2 separate regions of the Homo sapiens genome follow, and region 2 is linked to region 1. A link is a contact called in ENCODE Hi-C data. All regions are on one chromosome and are shown on one strand. The core of a region is the stretch at or near the end of the contact, and the rest is flanking DNA. Distances in the headings are between cores, read along the strand shown.

Region 1 (7,354 bases), core at 235-2,734:
AGAGTTGATCATACATTGCCTCTCTTTGCAAAACCCCACCCAGCCAGGAAGAAAGGCATGGTTAAATGGAGGATGAGACTCACCATGTCTCCAGATCCATTCTTAACAGTGACCCACGTGTGGCTGTCATTGCTCACCATGACCTTATAGGATGTCACCCAGTCACTCCTATGAGAAAATAAAACATCATTAGGACTACACACTTTAAAATGTTTGTTCTTCCATGAAGAGGTTTAGAAGTGAGGAGAGCAGGTGCCAGAGGCAGATGGCACTGGGTCAAACCCTGGCTCCAGGACATTTACAGCTCTGTGACCTCAGTCAGGTAACTAACTGACCCATCTATGCCACTATATATTCATCCATAATATGGGAATCATAAAAGCATCAACCTTAAAGAATTAATGTAAGCCTCCGTTTAATGCCCTTTAATCACTTAGAACAAGGCCTAGCCCCTAGTAATCACTAACCGTTGATCACAGATGTAAAGATATACAAATGTGTACGTAACTGTTTGCACTGAACACCTACATCACACCCAAGAAGCTCAGTGGAAAAATAATCTGGGTAAAGGTTGCAAACCGGTTTAAACATTTTGGTTAGGAAGCTGATTTGGGAATGTAACAAATGAGATTTTACCAATCACAAAAATAAAATGTTGAGTCTCTAAGAGATACTGAGTTTCTCCTTGGCTGTCACAGCCACACAGACAATCCCCACCCCAGGAAGAATCCAGTGATGGCTGGACCCAAATAAATACCCCCATCATCACACCCTACTGCACAGAAATTTCTGGGGGTAAATTAGCCATAATTTGACTTTCCAGAGTGGAGGTTAACCTGATAGCCTTGGCAAGAAAAGCGACCTACATCTTTTTTTCTCTCTGCCTCAGTTTTTTATAATATTAGTTGTTGAACAATATAGGAAAGTCTTCCTGAGTACACCCCCTCTTTTAATTTTTTAAATATTGGAACTAAGAAGCAATTTACTAGTTTTTTGGTTTTTTTTTTTTTTTTTTTTTTAGAAAATTCTGCCCATTGAAGTATTTGGAATCCTTTTCCTACTTGCCTGCTTGCCCTCAGGATTCAGATCTATCCAAATAAAGTTTTGAGTTTCCTGTCTGAATTTATACTGCCCAGTAGAGTTTATTTCAAAAGAACAGCTGGTTCTATGCATTCTGGTTCATCCGACTGACTTGTCATGAAAATGATTCTTAGGTGATTTTATACATGCTTGGAAACAAACCCTCATCTCACACCTTCTCTTCTTCTCCTCTCTCCTCCCCACCAGCTCTGTCTGAATACCCGTTAGAAGCCAGAATCGATCACACACCACATTCCTCCTCTGAGAGTCACCAGTTTGAGCCCAGGGCTGGGGAGGGAGATGCATTAGCATTGCCTTAACAAGAAAAGCACCTCGGCAACAGCTCCTTCCTTTGCCCTGGAAAATTATCCACACCCAAAATAGCAACCTGTTTCCCACACACAAATAATTTCCGAATGACTTGTAGCTGCCGTTCCTTTGCTGCCTGTTTTTCAGCTGATAAGGCCCGAGGGTGATACAGCAAGACAGACAACAGAGGCGGGAGCTGTATCCTGCCGAGAGAGAGGTGATGAATGTAGGAAACCCCTCGGTCAAGAGAAGCACAAGACAATAAGAGGGGAGTAAAGAGAAAAATAAAAAGAAGTTCTCCAAAGAAAAAGGAGAGGGCAGGGAAAAAAAGGAAATGAAAGCCAAGTCATAATTTCTCAAACTCAAAAAAAAAATAAGAATACCAATCCCCTACTTATGTTTGAATCGTAATTGTTTCTATGGCTCAGAACTATCTTCTGAACTGCAAAGCTACATCATATCCTCCTGCCTAGTTGACCCCTCCACTTAAAGTCTCTGCGACATCTCAAATTTAACTTGCTTTAAACGAACTGATTCACGCCTTCCGCTCTACACTCTGACGTGACAGTCCACCAGAGGCCCTGCCCCAAGAAAGGTACTGCCATTCACCCAGGGAGACCAAAATCCCAGTGTTAGCCTGGGTGTCCCACCTTCCCTTCCTCCCTGATACGGTTTGGCTGTGTCCTCACCCAAATTTCATTTTGAATTGTAGCTCCCATAATCCCCACATGTTGTTGGGGGGACCCAGTGGGAGGTAATTAAATCATGGGGGCAGGTTCTTCCCATCTCATTCTCATGATAGTGAATAAGTCTCACAAGACCTGACGGTTTTGTAAAGGGCAGTTTCCCTGCACACGCTCTCTTGCCTGCCGCCAGGTGAGACATGACTGCTCCTCTTTCGCTTTCCACCGTGATTGTGAGGCCTCCCCAGCCATGTGGAACTGTGAGTCCATTAAATCTCCTTTTCTTTATAAGTTACCTAGTCTCGGGTATTTCTCCATAGCAGTATGAAAACAGAATAACACATTCCCCTATATTGAATCCATCACCAAGTTCTGTCAATTTTAACTCCCGCATTTTCAAGAATGTATCCAACTCTCTCCACCTCCCCTGCCACCACCCCAGTTCACTCTCTCAGGCCCCCTGGCATCTAAATTGCTCCCCCATCTATCTTGCAGGCAAGAGCTTACTTTTCTAATGAAATATGATCATGTCATCCCTGCTTAAAATAGCTCTTATTTTAAGTATTCTTATATTAAATATTGTGCTATCTTAGTATTAACAAAATCCCCATCACGTTCTACGAGACCCTTGCTTGCCTTGCGTTCTCCGTGTTCTTTCTTTCAATTCCTAATACTGTTTATACTCTCTCTTGCCCCAGGGCCTTTGCACATACTGCTGCAGCTGTTTGAACTCCTCCTCTTCTCTCCTCCTCTGTCTGCCTTTAAATTATTCAGACCTCATACCAAGTAAAAAAGCTAGTCTTAACCCTTCAATCTAGCCAATTTCTTTCTTATATGCTTTCTTTCATAGTTTAATTCAGTTTGTAATTTCATACTCCTTTCTGGAATTACTTGATACTGTCGTTCTCTCCCACTGACGTATAAGCATCTCACAGATGGAGGAAGGAGGGCACATGGCACTTGGAGGACAGAAAGGATGCTGGTGCCCCAGGAGAGCAGAGGAAGGGACAGGGGAGCAGAGGCCAGGGCATGGTAGGCTTTTAGGCCATTTGATAGGAGTGGAACTTCCTCTGCCAGGCAGTAGGGAGCTACCCCTCTTGAAGTTCGCCAAGGGTGGTCAAAGTACCTGAAGACCAATTAGAAAGTATCCTCTACTTCCAAAAGTTCCACCATAATAGAATGCTTGCCAATCAGAGGCTGTCTTTGTTTTTTCCCTGTTTAGAAAACTAACTCCCCTTTCTACCGCCTTTGAACCACTGCCGAAATAAGCGTGATCACAGATGGGTCCTCTTGTCCTAGGTTTATAAAGGCTTTGTTCATTTTGTTTCAGACCTAGTTTCGTCTTTGATAATTCTTATCGTTGCTTATAATTATGCTTTATTCATTCTCACTGCGTTCTACTACTCTACTCTGAGAACAGACACCACAATTTATTTATCCATTTTATTGCTAATGGGGATTTGAGTAGTTTCCAGTTTGGATTATTAGGAAGAGTGCTTCTGTGAACATTCCTGCATGTATATTTTAGTGAATTTATACAAAATTCTGTTTGGTGTATAATTAGGAGTGGAATTGCTAGGTCATAGGGTCAGAGGGTAGACATGCTCATATACCTACGTTCAGCCGCATTATTTTCCAAATTAATTATACCTATTTGTACTCAGACCAGCAATAAACAAGAGTCTGGTTATTCCATGCTCTTATTGACACTTGTTATTATCTTCCTTTTTTATTTTAGCCATTCTTGATGGATGTATCCTTTTATCTCATTGTTGATTTATTTTAAGTTACTTGGTGACTAATGAAGTTCGATATTTTGTATGTTCATTGGGTATTTGAACACCATCTTTTGAGAAGTGCCTACTCAAGTTTTCCCCCTTTTTCAATTAAGTTGTCTGTCTTTCTCACATTGATTTATAGAGCTCTTTATACATTCTAGATATGAGTTGAATATATATATATATTGCAAACATCTCCTCCAATTTGTCTTCCTTTTCATCCTCTTTGTAGTACCCTTTTTTTTTTTTTTTTTTTTTTTTTTTTTTTTGAGACAGCGTTTTGCTCTGTCACCCAGACTGCAGCCTCCCAGGCTCAAGCAATTCACCCACCTCAGAGCCTCCCAAGTGGCTGGGACTACAGGCATGCACCACCATACCCAGCTAATCTTTGTATTTTGTTTGTTTGTTTTTGTAGAGATGGGGTTTTGCCATGTTGCCCAGGCTTGTCTCAAACTCCTGGGCTCAAGTGATCTACCCACCTTGGCCTCTCAGAGTGCTGGGATTATAGGTGTGTGCCACCATGCCCAGCCTGTGGTATCTTTTGATGACAAAAAATTCTTAATATAATCCAATCTTAGCCATTTTTTTCTTTATGGCTTTCAGTATTTTTGTTCTTTTCAATAAATTTTTGCCTACTCCAAGATGATAAAGATATTAACTGATGTTTCTTCTAAAAAACGTTATTGCTTTACCTTTCACATTTAAGATCTGCAATCCATTTGGAGTTGATTACCATATAGTGTGACGGGTCAAGATACATGGTTTTCTTCTGTTTTTTGTTTTTGTTTTTGTTTTTTTGAGACAGAGTCTCTCTCTGTCACTCAGGCTGGGGTGCAGTGATGCGATCTCGGCTCACTGCAACCTCTGCCTCCTGGGTTCAAGCGATTCTCCTGCCTCAGCTTCCTAAGTATCTGGGACTACAGGCACGTGCCACCACGCCCAGCTAATTTTTTGTATTTTTAGTAGAGAGGGGTTTCATCATGTTTGCCAAGATGGTCTCGATGTCCTGACCTCATGATCTGCCTGCCTCAGCCTCCCAAAGTGCTGGGATTTACAGGCATGAATCACTGCACCCAGCCCAAGATACATGGTTTTCTATATGGGCTTCCAGCTGACCTAGAACCATTTATATGGTTATTTTCCTATTGCACCAGAGTGGAAATTTGCTATAAATCATGTGACTGTATATATGTAGGTATGTTTCTGGATGCTCTATTCTGTTCTGTTGGTCTACTTCTTATCCTATCCTAAATCTGTCTTAATGTCTATTGTTTTATAATACATCCTTATATCTGATAGTATATGTTTTCTCACTTTGTTTTTGCTTTTCAAAGTTGCCTTCACTATTCTTAGATCTTTGCAGTCCTATATAAATTTTAAATTCAGCTTGTCAATTTCTAAAACAAAGCCTCTGGATTTTAATTGGGTTAATATTGAATATATACACCAATTTTGGGGGAACTGACCTCTTTACAGTATTAAATCTTCCAATCTATAAACATGGTATATGATCCTCTTTATTTAGGTCTTCTTTTATTTATCTTTTGCTAGCTTTATTCCTGGGTAGCTGATTTTTTAAATGATTTTACATGGTATCATTTTAAATTTTACTTCCTCCTTATTTGTTGCTGGTATGTAGACACATAGATGCTTTTTATATGTTGACTTTGTACCCAGCTACCTTGTTAATTTTTTAATTAGGTCCAATAGTTTGTGGGCTCCTTTGGATGTTTTTATGGATATGATGATATCCCAATGACAGTTCTGATTCTTTATTTCCAGTCATTAGGTCCTCTATTTCTTCTTCTTGTCTTATTATACTGGCTAAGATGTTCAGTCCAATGCTGAAAGAAGTGAATAACTGACATCCCAGCCTCATTCGTGAGATCCAAGGGAAGGTTTCTATATTTCACCACTGAGTAAGATGCTTCCTGTAGGACTTTTTCTACTTTTTTTCTTTTTTTGTTTGTTTTTATTTTAATCAAGTATGAGTTCATTCTTTTTCACATAACAACAGAGTCTGGATGTTTGATGCTGCTGGCACTTATTCAGCTAGTCGACTGTGTAAGAACTCAGTTTTCATACTCATTATCTCCAAGTTCTACGTGGATGTGGCAAGAGGACTTATTACACATTCATTTTACATACTTGTCATCTCAGAGTTCTAAGAGGACATCCATCTGCTTTCATTCTTCATATTGTCTCAGAGTTCTAAGAAAACATCAAGATGTTTTCATTTTCATATATATTGTCTTTAGGTTGTAACAGAGTTGTTTCAGCTCTGTATCATGTCAACATTCAAAAATATTAAATCAATTATAAATATTATAAATTATAAATTTTTAAAATGACTTATGTCCTTCCTGGTGCATTCTTTAAGTTTGATTTACGATTCTTTTTATATAGCTTCTTGAGGTCACTGATTGTCAGTTTTTCTTCTTTTCTAATATAGCATTTCAGGTTATAATGTTCCCTCTGAGCACTCTTTAGTTTCATGCCATAAATTTCGATAGGTCATATATTCTTTGCCATTTAGTTCAAAATATTAATTCTTATTGTGATTTATTCTTTGATTATGAACTATTTAGAAGTGTGTTGTTTAATGTCTAGGTACTAGATATTTTCCAGTTACTTTTTTATTACCGATTCCTAGTTTAATTCCGTTGTGGACAGAGAACATACTTTAAATCATGTCAGCCCTTTGGTTTCTCTTGAGGTTTCATTTGTGGCTCAGTATATGGTCAACTTTGGCAAATATTCTATGTGCACTTGAAAACAATATCGGCTCTGTAATTGTTGGATGCAATGTTCCATACAAATAATTTTGATCACTCAAAATTGATCACTGCCAATATTAAGATTGGAAAAAAAATCACAAAATAATCAGATTTTGATTACTAGTTTCTCTTTATTGACTTATTAGTTATACACTCACAATATTCTTTTCATAATTCTCTTAAGATTACAATATGCATCCTTGATTACTACAATCTAATTCAAATGATAATTTCTACTACTTCCATGGTAATGCCAGAACTTCACAACACTTCAAGTCCATTTACCCCTCCAGCTTTTGCATTATTTTGGAATTCATTTCCAATTCCATATGTATTTTAAATTTTATAAAATATTCCTACTACTGTTGTGTGTAGTTAATGATTATAAACCTACTCATTTATCCTTTCTGGTATGCTTCATTAATTTTGCATTTCCACGTTTCCATCTGAGATCATTTTCTTTCTGCTTGAAGAGCGCCTTTGCTATTTCTTTTAAACCAAGTATGCTGATAGTACGCTTTTTCAGTTTTTGTTGTCTGAATATGGCTTCTTCATTTCATCATTTTTGAATGATATTTTTGTTGGGAATTCTAGATTGATGTTTATTTTCTTTCAGCACTTAAAAATTTTGATTTTATTGGCTTGTGAGGCATTGCTTTTCTGTATAAACACACACATGTTGAAACTACTGTTGTGGCATTGAGTAAACGTGCAATAAGAGTATGAG
Region 2 (7,217 bases), core at 1,370-3,869, 58 kb after region 1:
ACCTGGGAAAATGGTACTGCCAAAGGTTCTCCATAGACTTCCTGCCAGGAGAAATGTGGGTGGCCTCCACCTTTGGTCAAAGTGGGGCCCCAAGAGCACTGGGGCCAAAAGGTACAGGGAGACACGTACAGGACGTGCCCTGGAACATGAGCTGTGACACAGGATAAAACTCAGTTGGTTCAATGTTCTAAAACTGCATTCATGTCTTCATGCGGGGGTACAAATGAAGCCACAGGCAGCAGCCGCCTCCAAATATCCCACCTCATTTTAGGTAAAAAGTGGATGAGAACACTGGAACTAGATTCTAGTACTGGCATCGAGGTGCTCCATATAATTTTTTTAAGGAAATGACTGAGGAGAGGACTCATGATTCCTTCCAGCAGTGCTGGGGAAATGGCTCTGACAGACACTATTATTATGGCCAGACGTTTCCTCCTGGAAGAGCTGCAAGAGGTGAGCCTCTCTCTCTAGGGGACCAAACTCTCAGTCATTTCTAACATGGGTGAGACAAGACCTGGTCCACAGAGTGCCAAACGACCGTGACCAGGCTATCACAAGGACACCCAGAGCTGTGCAGGGAGTGTGCTACGTTTTTCCTTGTGACCTCAAAACATCAGCTGTTTCTTCCAAGCTCTGATCTAAGCACCAACTTTTCTACATCCCCATTTATAAGGGATGTAAGTCGGTCCCCAGTTATAGGCAGGAATTGTGGTGACATCCTGAGTCCCAACCACACACTTGGTGTTTCATTTCTTCTGATCACACGTCAGACCCTGACTGACTTACTGTAATTTAAATTCTTGAGAATGAGGTTGAAAGCCAGCCCTCTGACACGGCAGTGCTTACTACTGCAATCTGTTTGAGGCTTGCCAGCTAGGAAAATATCCAAAATAATAACAGTGGTGCAATAAATCACTTCAGCAGGGCTGCTGTCCCCGAACCCCCTTCCTTAGTTTATGACCCAGGGAAAATATCTTAGGGTCCTCAAAGGAGGATTCTTTGGGGTGGGGCAGGTGATGAGCTGCCATTAGATGACCCACCTGAACATAGGGTCACTTCCTAAGACTACCTACAGGCAAAGGATCCAAGCATGTTTTGTTTTGGTTTGGTTTGGCTTTTTTTTGTTTTTTTTTGAGACAGAGTCTCATCCTCTCGCCCAGGCTGGAGTGCAGTGGCATGATCATGGCTCACTGCAACCTCAGCCTCCCAGGTTCAAGTGATTCTCCTGCCTCAACCTCCCAAGTAGCTGGGATTACAGGCGTGTGCCACCACGCCCGGCTAATTTTTGTATGTTTAGTAGAGACGGGATTTTGCCACATTGGCCAGGCTGGTCTTGAATTCCTGACCTCAGGTGATCCACCCGCCTCGGCCTCCCAAAGTGCTGGGGTTACAGGCATGAGCCACCGCACCTAGCCCTAAGCATGATTTTAGAGGTCATTGTCAATATGTTCTCTTGGAGACTCAGAATGTTAATTTCCAATCTGTCCGTAGTTGCTCCCAGAATGGAAGAAACCAGTGACTGTTTCTAAATGAGATCACAGCCTCACAAGTGAGTTAGTATAAAGGGGTCCTGGGCGCACAGGAAGAATAATCATAGGTGAGGGGCCGAACTTTTGCTCTCCTGCTGAACTGGATGTCTTCCTTGAATTCCTGAAAAGTCTATTTTGTCCCAATGTAGTGATAAAATGTAAATGTTGGTTTTTTTCTCTAACCTTATATTATTAAGTTAACAAAAGTAAAATTCTACTTGAAAAAAAGGAAGTATTGAGTTATAAGGACTCTTTCAAAGTCTTCTGCTTAAAATGATGGAAAAGGAGACAGGTATTTCTGTAGTAACACGGCAAATGTATTCCAGTAAAAGTTCCCAGTCTAAAACCCAGCTCACCAGCCAGCCCATTCAAAATCTATACAGGTCTAGAAGCAGAAGACTGAAAAAAATTAATTTTAAAAACACATTAGCACAATTAAGGAGACACGTTGAGTTGCTCAAAACAGTGTTTAAATACAGCTGTAATTATAGGATTTGATCTGAAAAGGAAACAAGCAGGGAGGCAGGTGATGCCAGCGATGGAAGGCGGCGTGGAGATGGAAGGCGGCGTGGAGATGGAAGGCGGCGTGGAGATGGAAGGCGGCGTGGAGATGGAAGGCGGCGTGGAGATGGAAGGCGGCGTGGAGATGGAAGGCGGCGTGGAGATGGAAGGCGGCGTGGAGCTGCTGAGTTGAAGGCTAGGGCAAAACGGAGAAGAACCTGAGCAATGCACCAGCACAGGCCCCACTGACGCCGAGGAACAGGAGGCACAGGGCACCACGCACGGGACTCCGCAGCTTCCACGCTCGCCCCTGACAGTGCACTCTGTGGTCAGGTGCTGGTGCTGGGTCCCACAGACTATTCATAGACTCCACACTCACCCGTGACAGCGCACTCTGTGGTCAGGTGCTGATACTTGGTCCCACAGCCCATTCATAGACTTTACACTCACCCGTGACAGTGCACTCTGTGGCCAGGTGCTGATACTTGGTCCCACAGACCACTGATAGACTCCATATTCACCCGTGACAGTGCACTCTGTGGCCAGGTGCTGGTGCTCGGCCCCACAGACCATTCACAGACTAGCAAAAGTCACACATGAACCAATGCTGCTTCTGTGTCATAATGACATCATCCCTGTATCTGCCAACCACACAGGGCAAATATGCACTAGAAAAACACATGTGACAGCAGACCAGCCTGCCCGGCCGCCTCCTAGGCTTCTCCTGCTTAAGCTCCCTTAAGCACTGCAGCCACTACACAGAAGCTTTGTTGATTCAGCGCATCCATATGTGCAGACACCGCGCTCACACAGGGTGGGGAATACCCAGAAATGCAAGAGACACATTTTCTGCAAGCGGCTCAGCATTTGGCGAGGGTGCAGATGAATAAATCAATGTGAGATAACTGTCAGAAAAGAGAGATGTACACGGTTTGATCACTAGTCCAGCTGTTGGACCTATACCACTTCTATCTGTTGACTTGGGAGGCAATTTTATGGCATCATTAGGAGCAACAACTCAAGGTTTAAAGCTGCCTGGATTCTTAATCTGCCCCTCCTGGGAAATGTGAGCTGAGTCATCCCATGCTCCCTGTGTCTGTTTTTCTATAAGGCAGAGGTAATAATAACAGTACTGTCTTCCATGTTGGAGGAATAAATGAAATCACGTGCATAAGGCACTTAGCACTGTGCCAATAATGCTTGGAGCTGATTCCCACTCTCCCTCTGCTAAAGACTGAAGCATCTTGAAGGCAGAGAATCCCTAGGGCTTTTTGTCATGGCCCTTTCCATGCCTGTCACATAGCAGGCACCTCACAATGGTCTGCTGCAAGAATGAATGCTAATAGGTAAGAATATGCATTTGAGAACTGCCAAAGGCAATTCTTTTTCTTTACTCCTTTTGACACTCACAATTCCATGACGGAGGAAGAGCCAGCGGTGGGACCTGCACCTTCCTGATGACGACACTGAGCCTTGGAGAATGAGGGCATCTCACCCGAGGCCACATGGCTGGTCAGCAGAGCGACCAGCACCAGCATCCCAGCCTGTGAGCCCCATACCTTCCAGCCTGGACCACAGCCACATCTGCGCCTATAGAGTCCTAGGCCGGCACAGCGCTAGGCTAAACCAGCTCACAGCCTGCACTAGGGTATTAAACACAGTTTCTAATTCTGACATCTTGGGGTTTCTCGATCACAAAATCCCATTAGCTCAACACGCCTACAAAATACTCGTATGTGAGACAAGATGTGGTTATTTTTAAACTGCATTTCAAACCGTTCTGTGTGGGGAGATGTATTTTTGGCACACACTGACTTTAATTATGCACCTGTGACAGTGGAATCACACTGCATGTGGCACTGGCTCTGGAAGACACAAACCACAAAAGTGGGCTGACCTCGTCCCCATTTCCCTGTGGCACAGGAGCACAGCCCTGCTGACACCTCGATTTAGCCTAGTGTGCTCCCCGTGGGGGACTGGGGCTGTATGTCGAAGCCCACAGACACACATTGCAAACGACACTGTCCTGTCTGGGGTTGACACCAGGTACCCGAGTAGGGTCAGAGCCAGAGGCTGGGGATGGCGGGCCCAGATTTGGCTATTAAAGCAGCAACTTCACAGTCTAAGAGCAGGTACGGAGACTTTCCTGTGAGAAAGCATCAGGGTAAATAAGATGCCCCTGAAGAAAGAAAAACCCACGAAGACAAATAGCACTGATGTGATCCCCATGCACGGCCTCCTTTTCACCCTGACCACAGGCAGGAGAGTGCGCTCAGCCAATGCATTCACTGAGGGGAGCTTGGCATTCTGCCTGGGGTGGGCCTCTCACGGGTGAAAGACTACCTGAAGCCAGGAAGACGAAGTGAGGACAGCCTCGCCGGCTGCTCCCTGCTGGACGCCCCATCTACGGTGAGGCTCCTGTGCAGCCCAGGAAAGGTAGGTCAGTGAATAAACACCATCTGCACCTCAGCCAGGTCTCCGTCCATATCCTCAGTGCACCTCCCATGTTGCAGGTGCTATTCTGCACACCAGGGGCTGGGCAAGCAGGAGAAACAAGGCCACATCTAACATGGGGCTTACTCACAAGGAAGGGGCAGATACAACCCAAGGAAATAAGTAAATGAAGGTTCAGAGAGAGACCCAGTCACCCAAGACCAACCTGGGACTTTCCTCATACAGTAACTAGAAGCCACCAGAGCCTTTCAACAGAGGAAGGAGATGATCCAGGGAATGTTTTAAAATCAGAAGTCACCTAAGGTCACCACTCAAGGAACTCTGTGAGTGATTAGGACTCTCATCTTTCTGATGAGGCAACTGAGCCTCAGAGACATGAGATCATTTGTTCCAAAGTCCCCCAATCTAGAAACATCAAGGCCAAGGTCTGCACTCAGCATGCCTGTCTACAACATCTCATTGGCACACCCTGCGTGGCACTCTGCCGGTGGAATTCCCAACTGGAGGGACAAAAACACCACGCTCCCCCGACCTTCCCATTCAACCCCAACACATTTAGGATTAACAGGACCTTTTAATTTTTGACCGAAAGCACAAATAAATGTGAACACTTTCTCTTTTTCAAAGGATAATTTCAATTATAGAGAAATCATGCAAAGCATCAGACGACAGCTCCCCTAATTAATGCACAAAACAGGCTGCACACGCCCTGCTTGGATCTGACTGTCATTTCCTCAGAGGCCTGGAGCCCCGTCTAGGGTACTGGAGGCACTGTGGGGACACGAACATAGCTCCAGCTCAAGCTTTGCGGGCTCATGTGTTCATCCCTCATAAAACATAAGAGATTGTTTGCAGTTGACAGTTGTGCACATCCAAATATTTCTTATTAGTTATTATTCTTTTTTTATACGAGTATTTATAAACCAACCTTCGGATCTCCTTAAAGTTAGTTCTACAAATGTTCTACCTGAATTCGTCTGAACTGAAAAGTGGCGGAGGTTAAGCAGTTCGAAAGTCTGTTTGATGCGGTGCAGTCTGAGGGGTGGGGTGGAGAAAGAGCAAAGCTTGGAGTCAGAGCTTGGCTCAGATGCCCCCAATCCCATGAGCTCCCTGGGAAGGAACCTTATCTGTTTGTACACAGTTCCCAGCACAGCAGCTGCCCCTAGCACATTTACACAGACCGCTGGGGGAGTCAGGGGTCCACTCTGCCACTTGGAAGCCATTAGCTTTGAGTGCACCCTTGATGGCTCTCAGGGCCAGGGGCAAGGAACCTCCTCCCTCCCTAGGCCAGAGATGGTGCACGTGCAAAGGGGCTTGGAAACTACTCCCAATACAGAAGAGCTATAGAAAGAAAACTAGAATATGGTGCCATTAGAGAGCCACACAGGACGGTAGAGATCAAGTGCTAAGTTGAGAAAGAACAGATCAGCAGGAGGTGGGGCAGGAACAAAATGCCCTGGGGATGGGGCGGCAGAATAACTCCTACCCAAAGATGTCCACGCTCTAATCCGCAGAACCTGTGCATATATTAGATTACACAGCAGAGAGGAATGAGGGTCACAGATGGAATGAAGGTTGCTTGAGGAAGGGAGATGATCCCAGGCTATCCAGGTGGGCCCGGTGTAATCTCAAGGATCCTCAAAAGGGGAACAAGAAATCAGAACAGAGAACCAGACAGGCAGTCACATGAAGACTCCATCTGCCTTTGCTGGCTCTGAAGAAGGAAAGAGCCACTAGCAAGGAATGGGGCAGCTTCTCAAGACTGAAAAGGGGAAGAAAATTGATTCTCCCTACAGTCTCCAGAAAGAGCATCGCCCTGCATACCTTGATTTAGCCCAAGGAGACGTCTGTCCTCCAGAACTGTAAGAGAATACATTTGTGGGAAGAGGCTACGTTTGTCACAGCAGCAATAGGAAACTCATACATGGATCAGATGGGATTCATGTGAGTGGAGCATGGTTGGGCAGTAGAAGTTTCAGGCAGGGGAACCTGCTACAGAAAGGGCCTGGAGTCAAGAATTGCACGGCGTGTAGAGTGTGCAGGCAGGAGCTCACCTTCCTGGAGCAAGACCTCGGACTGATGGGACTGACAGAGAGGGAGGCCTGACAGTCTTGAGGCCCAAGGTCAGAAAGGCCCTTGAGCCTCCAGGAGGGAGACCAGCCAGGATGTGCATGGTCCCAGGAGCCATGCAGGGCTTGACCCGGGGGAACACAATGGAGGGAGCCACAGGAAAGCCTGGAAGGTGTGTGTGTGGCAGAGACAAGAAGCACTGGCAGGGAGGCAAGGGAAGACAAATGCCACTGCCTCGTGTGCCACGGCTCTGCCCCGCCATGCCCCAGGCATTCCACCTTCTCCTCCTGTCCTTTCTGGACCAACAGCATATGGAAGAGAAGTGTTCAAAAGGTGGAAGAGGAACAACCTGGGTCCAGGTACTGGTGGTCTCACTTTTACTCACGACAGTCTTTGGAGAAGACATTGCCTCCCTGAGTCTCAGAGCTCTCTCTGTAAAATTAGGATCATTCAGCAATATCCTTTCTTACTGTGAGCATCCAGGCTAATGCATTTTAAATCCTGCGCATTGCCTGATCCAAGCTCAAGGAACCAGAGCAATAAACAAGGCAGTCAAAATCCTTCCAACCACAGGGCCAGGTACCTGGATGTTGAGTCTCCCTCGATGTGCCCCCAGGCCATAGCGCTTCACCGTGGAGGCATGGAGCTGGAAGTCTGTGATTT

Evidence for each region. A loop is a pair of places that touch in the nucleus more often than their neighbours do. Pooled maps may share reads with other maps.
Region 2: a map of aorta shows a loop between it and region 1 (2.8-fold over the local background). The contact joins two enhancer-like sites. A Hi-C loop is called at or near these places in 7 of 168 maps with a recorded cell type or tissue (HCT116, aorta, ascending aorta and 3 more) and 5 of 50 pooled maps.

What each region holds. Positions count from the first base shown.
Region 1 is chr10:123,799,032-123,806,385 of GRCh38, forward strand. CPXM2 (carboxypeptidase X, M14 family member 2) reads right to left here. Exons shown (of 14, transcript NM_198148.3): 5 at 84-168. Among named protein-coding and RNA genes, the nearest start is that of CPXM2-AS1, 26 kb to the left of the region's middle. Within about 2 kb of position 1,485, at least 2 of the 41 ENCODE cell types and tissues checked have a DNase peak (open chromatin) inside an H3K27ac peak, as active enhancers do; they include ascending aorta, where a contact is called at or near this core.
Region 2 is chr10:123,855,477-123,862,693 of GRCh38, forward strand. CPXM2 (carboxypeptidase X, M14 family member 2) reads right to left here. Exons shown (of 14, transcript NM_198148.3): 3 at 7,138-7,217. Among named protein-coding and RNA genes, the nearest start is that of CPXM2, 33 kb to the right of the region's middle. RefSeq lists an enhancer at 4,201-4,701. Within about 2 kb of position 2,620, at least 2 of the 41 ENCODE cell types and tissues checked have a DNase peak (open chromatin) inside an H3K27ac peak, as active enhancers do; they include ascending aorta, where a contact is called at or near this core.